2 separate regions of the Homo sapiens genome follow, and region 2 is linked to region 1. Evidence: read pairs that join two places in POLR2A ChIA-PET (ENCODE). Cell type or tissue: IMR-90. All regions are shown on one strand.

Region 1 (2,500 bases):
TGTGTGTGTGTATATATGTGTGTACATACATATATATGTGTGTGTATATATATAAAATGCTTCCCCATCTCACCTTTATATATATATATATGATATATATGAAATATTTCAAAGGAGTGAAAAAACACCCAGCAGATGGGGTGACATGGGGAAACATTTTGCTTGTGTTGGCCCCTTACATTTTTGGAGCCTTCCATAACCCAATCAATGGTGTAGCAATTGGCTCTGAACTTGCCAATTGTTTGGGAAGTTTAGATGGGGAAACAAGCAAAATGTTTCCCCATGTCACTCCATCTGCTGGGTGTTTTTTCACTCCTATGAAATATTTTATATATATTTTATACATATATACACACACACATATATATATGTGTGTGTATATGTTTACACATATATATGTTATAGAAAATGATAAAGGAAATGATAGTTCATAAATTCACTCATGAACTGCAGTTCTGCTGGGTGTTTTTTCACTCCTTTGAAATATTTTATATATATTATATATATATATACATACACACACACACACGTATGTATGTATGTGTGTGTGTGTGTGTGTGTGTGTATATATATATATATATATATATATATATATATATATACGCATATAGGTGTTACAGGAAAGGGGTCCTGATCCGGACCCCAAGAGAAAGTTCTTGGATCTCACATAAGAAAGAATTCAGGGCAAGTCCACAGTGCAAAGCAAAAACAAGTTTACTAAGAGAGTAAAAGAATAAAAGAATGGTTACTCCATAGACAGAGCAACCCTGGGGGCTGCTGGCTGCCCACTTTTACGGTTATTTTTTGATGATATGCTAAACAAGGGGTGGATTATTCATGCCTCCCCTTTTTAGACCAATAGGGTAATGTCCTGACGTTGCCATGGCATTTGTAAACTGTCATGGCTCTAATGGGATTGTAGCAGTGAGGACGACCAGAGGTCACTCTTGTGGCTATCTTGGTTTTGGTGGGTTTTAGCTGGCTTCTTTACTGCAACCTGTTTTATCAGCAAGGTCTTTATGACTTGTACCCTGTGCTGACCTCCTATCTCATCCTGTGACTTAGAATGCCTTAACCATCTGGGAATGAAGCCCAATAGGTCTCAGCCTCATTTTACCCAGCCCCTATTCAAGATGGAGTTGCTCTGGTTCACATGCCTCTGACATATACATTGTTGATCTTCTTCTAGATATATCTATCTATCTAATCTACCTATCTATACCTGTTTATGTTTTTATTTATCTCCATCTCTCTCTCTCTCTCTCACACACACACACACACACACACACACACACACACACATATAAAAGCAGTTAAGTCTGGTTTCTGGTTTCTCTTTTCTAATATAAAATTTGGGGATCTCTGCCATATCTACACTTAATTCTTTTCTACTCTAGAAACTCCAGCAAAGCAGCTCTTGGGGAAGAATGCATTCCTCTGTGAGTTACCTCATGAATGCATAATACGGGAGGGGTGCAGCTGTGATATTTGCTGCACAAGGCAGGATTTGAAAAATTCTGGGAGGTGACTGCTTCTCTTGCCCCAAAGTCTGAAATGGAAGGAAGGAACACATAGTAATAAGTTCTGTATCTAAGCGAAATGCTAGAAGTTCATAGTGCCTGTTTGTGACTCTATCAGTTTTTTTTTTTTTAACCTAAATGGGAAACATAAGCTGCAATGATTTCTGAGGACATCAGCTCCATTATTCGTGTGTCCAGGCTCTCTCGCTTTCCCTCTGCAAACAACTCTGCCTCAGCTTAATGCTGTTGGGCTGCTTGGAATTCCTGACATGGTTCTTCCACATTCCTCACCCCGAAGGGATAATAGTCATTTATAGAGGGGCCACCTTCTATTCACCTCCTGAGAAGGAGGGAGGTTTGAAAAAAAAAAAAAACAAAAAAACTACCAAATGAAGAAAAATGTGAGATATGGTGAGAAAAACATGGAAACAGCCAAGATACTAGAGAGAGATAGAAGCTGATCCATGTGTTCCTCCTATGGGCTTGAAAGGAAGTGATAGTTCATAAATTCACTCATGAACTGCAGTTCTGCTGGGTGTTTTTTCACTCCTTTGAAATATTTTCCTTTTTACGGTGCTCAAATATTTTGCTTTCCCTTTTCTAGGATTCTTAACCTGGGTTGTGATCCCTTTTAACATTTGTTTCTCCTCTTTTTAAAGCTTTGTCTTCCTTTCATTTGCTTTTGCTTCTCTACAGGGTCTTTTTGGTTTTGGCTGACTTTCTTCCAATTTGTGTGTGTGTGCGTGTGTGTGTGTGTGTGCACATGCATCTGTTTGAATAAGAGGATAATGGAGACAAAATTTATAATATATAAACTGGGTAAACCAATTGAGTTTGCAAAAAAGCTGTGTTCTCTGAGGCACATTCTTTTCATCCTGTGCTTAGAGAGACATGTCCTCTGTTGTGTGGTATACCCCAAATCCCGCAGTGAGTGCAAACAGTGGAAAAAATGTCTCCCTTTCCTGCTTTCATACAGGCTA
Region 2 (2,500 bases), 270 kb before region 1:
GTTAGCACAGATATGAAATGAAAACTACATATTTTCAGATTATAAGTGTAGGAAACACATGGTTAAACAAAATATCAAGCTCTAATATGAGATGAGAGATGTCAGGAGGGAGATATTTCCTAAATGTCTTTGGACACAAGACTCTATTTCTTTCCTTGGCTCACTGCAACCTCCACTTTCGGGTTCAAGCAATTTTCTTGCCTCAGCCTCCTGAGTAGCTGGGACTACAGGCACACCCCACCATGCCTGGCTAATTTTTGTATTTTTTAGTAGAGATTGGTTTTTACCATGTTGGTCAGGCTGGTCTCGAACCCCTCACCTCAGGTGATCTGCCCACCTCAGCCTCCCAAAGTGCCAAGATCACAGTTGTGAGCCACTGTGCCTCAGCCTCACAAGACTGTTTCTCATGGAGCTCATGTTCTGTAGAACATGTTTGGGAACTGCTGGCCTACTGAATGCCCAGAACCAGGGCTCCAGGAGAGTTCAAACCGTACCATCCTCTAGTAGTGAAAGCTTCTTGCTTAGTGTATTATAGGTACCCTCAGATGTTGTATGACTTGCAGTCGTTGTCATAAATTATTAATTGCAGTAGTTTATAAACAGTCAAGTATATCTGTGCTTCTTACACACGCACTTTGTCATTGGAAGCAAGCACATAAGCAGTTAGGCCTCTCTTTGGCTACATACAGCCTGTTAGGGAAAGCAGCCATTGTATTTTATTTATTTATTTATTTATTTATTTATTTATTTATTTATTTATTAGACGGAGTCTCACTCTGTCACCAGGCTGGAGTGCAGTGGCGTGATTTCAGCTCACTGCAACCTCCACCTCCTGGGTTCACGTGATTCTCCTGTCTCAGCCTCCCGAGTAGCTGGGACCACAGGCGCACGCCATCGTGCCCAGCTAATTTTTGTATTTTTAGTAGAGACGGGGTTTCATCATGTTGGCCAGGATGGTCTCTATATCTTGACCTTGTGATCCACCCACCTGGGCCTCCCAGAGTTCTGGGCTTACAGGCGTGAGCCACCTCGCCCAGCCAGAGCCATTGTATTTTAAAGGAGACAATTCTGTTCTTCCTTATAACCTATCCCAGTTGTGGATTGAATCCCTGAGCCTTAGGTCACGTTGCTATTGTTCTGCATCAATAAGCATATTATAATTGATCAATAAGTCATCTGATTTAAAAAACCATGTGTCCTAGTTGTGTTCTAAAGGGAAAATATGTTAGTTTGTTTTTTTTCTTTTCTTCATCCTCATTAAACCTTGGGCATGCATTAACACCAGAGCCAGTTCTTTGGATATCAAGACTTTGACTTGTAGTGGCAGGGCTCATGTTTACCTATAATCCTTGGAGATTTTTGAGAGATGGTGATTCACTGACTAGGGATGTTTCACCACCTTCAAAGGAGCATATATGTTTTGATTCAGTGAGGTCAGCGATACCAGATTTTAGCAACAGAACTTTCAGTCAGATGAGTTGGTGACTCACCTTGGCTTGTACCTTAGACATGCGGGTATAAGATAAATGCTTTCTTAATGATAATTCAGGGCCCCTAAATCTTGTATCTGCCTGAACTTACTAGCCTTCTTACCACTGATATTAATTTGCTGCTTCTGATGGAAGTTGGCCTGTATTATGTTAAAACTTAGATCCTTCTTAGAATGAAGTATTTCCCTTTATAAGGCTGAAAGTGAGTGCATAAAGTCTGTGAATGGGCATTGTGTTTTGAAAGCTTTCTGCCAACTGCTTATCTCTTGAATATGTTACAAACTAGAATTTTAAACATGTGGCTCATCCGTGCTTCTCTCCCATATACATGTATGTTTTTGGGAGGAGGAGCTCCATGCTCTTAAGCTTTGCTTTCTGTTGGATTAGCATTTTAATGCTTGAAGGCAGTAATTTTAAAAATGGTTCTTGGTATGGGGCCACCCAGTTTTTAAAGCCTGAGTGTCAGTAATGAGCTGAGCAGTATTTGTGGGTGGCACTAATTGAAAGAGAAAAGGTACTGAGGGAAAGGAATACAAAGTTGTGGGGAGGGGAAGGATGGGATGAAGAAACAGACTTCCCCCAGTAATTGAACCTAGTTTCATCCAGCTTCAGAGCACCCAAGTTTAACTTGAAAAAGCTTTTTGGATTATTTTGATTTGTTAAACCAGTTGTATTCTATGCTCTATAATAAGGAACATATATATTTTAGATTTTTGTGTACACAGATAATTAACACACTTAATTATAGCTCTCAGTTTGAGCCATTCAGATGAGTTACTGCCAACTAGAATGATGTGCATAAACTTAGCTCTGTTTATATGTAAACTGTACAATATTTTAACGTTAACGTCATTGTTTTCCCCTTCTCAAAGTACAGCATGTTTTGATCTACAGAGGGAATATTTTTAAAAAGTGGATGTCTAAGAATGTAAACACTGGGAGGCGAGATGCAGCTGTTTATGATTTACTTTTTAATCTTCTGTTCTTTCGTGGCTTCTAACGTCAAAGGA

The links. ChIA-PET counts read pairs that join two places held together with the same protein. Peaks named below come from ENCODE experiments on the same cell type or tissue, not always from the same donor. Only the 100,000 strongest peaks of a DNase experiment are listed, where the experiment ranks them.
Region 2: POLR2A ChIA-PET joins it to region 1 with 10 read pairs; 3 of 35 experiments call an interaction of 5 or more read pairs at or near these places.

What each region holds. Positions count from the first base shown.
Region 1 is chr2:226,483,425-226,485,924 of GRCh38, reverse strand. No RefSeq gene overlaps it. Among named protein-coding and RNA genes, the nearest start is that of MIR5702, 170 kb to the left of the region's middle. RefSeq lists an enhancer at 1,494-1,995. In IMR-90, no CTCF peak of the experiment used is centred here; a DNase peak (open chromatin) is centred at 1,444; H3K4me3 peaks cover 212 bases; H3K27ac peaks cover 1,123 bases.
Region 2 is chr2:226,755,221-226,757,720 of GRCh38, reverse strand. All of the region lies in intron 1 of IRS1 (insulin receptor substrate 1), which reads left to right. Among named protein-coding and RNA genes, the nearest start is that of IRS1, 43 kb to the left of the region's middle. In IMR-90, no CTCF peak of the experiment used is centred here; DNase peaks (open chromatin) are centred at 1,430 and 2,420; H3K27ac peaks cover 2,101 bases.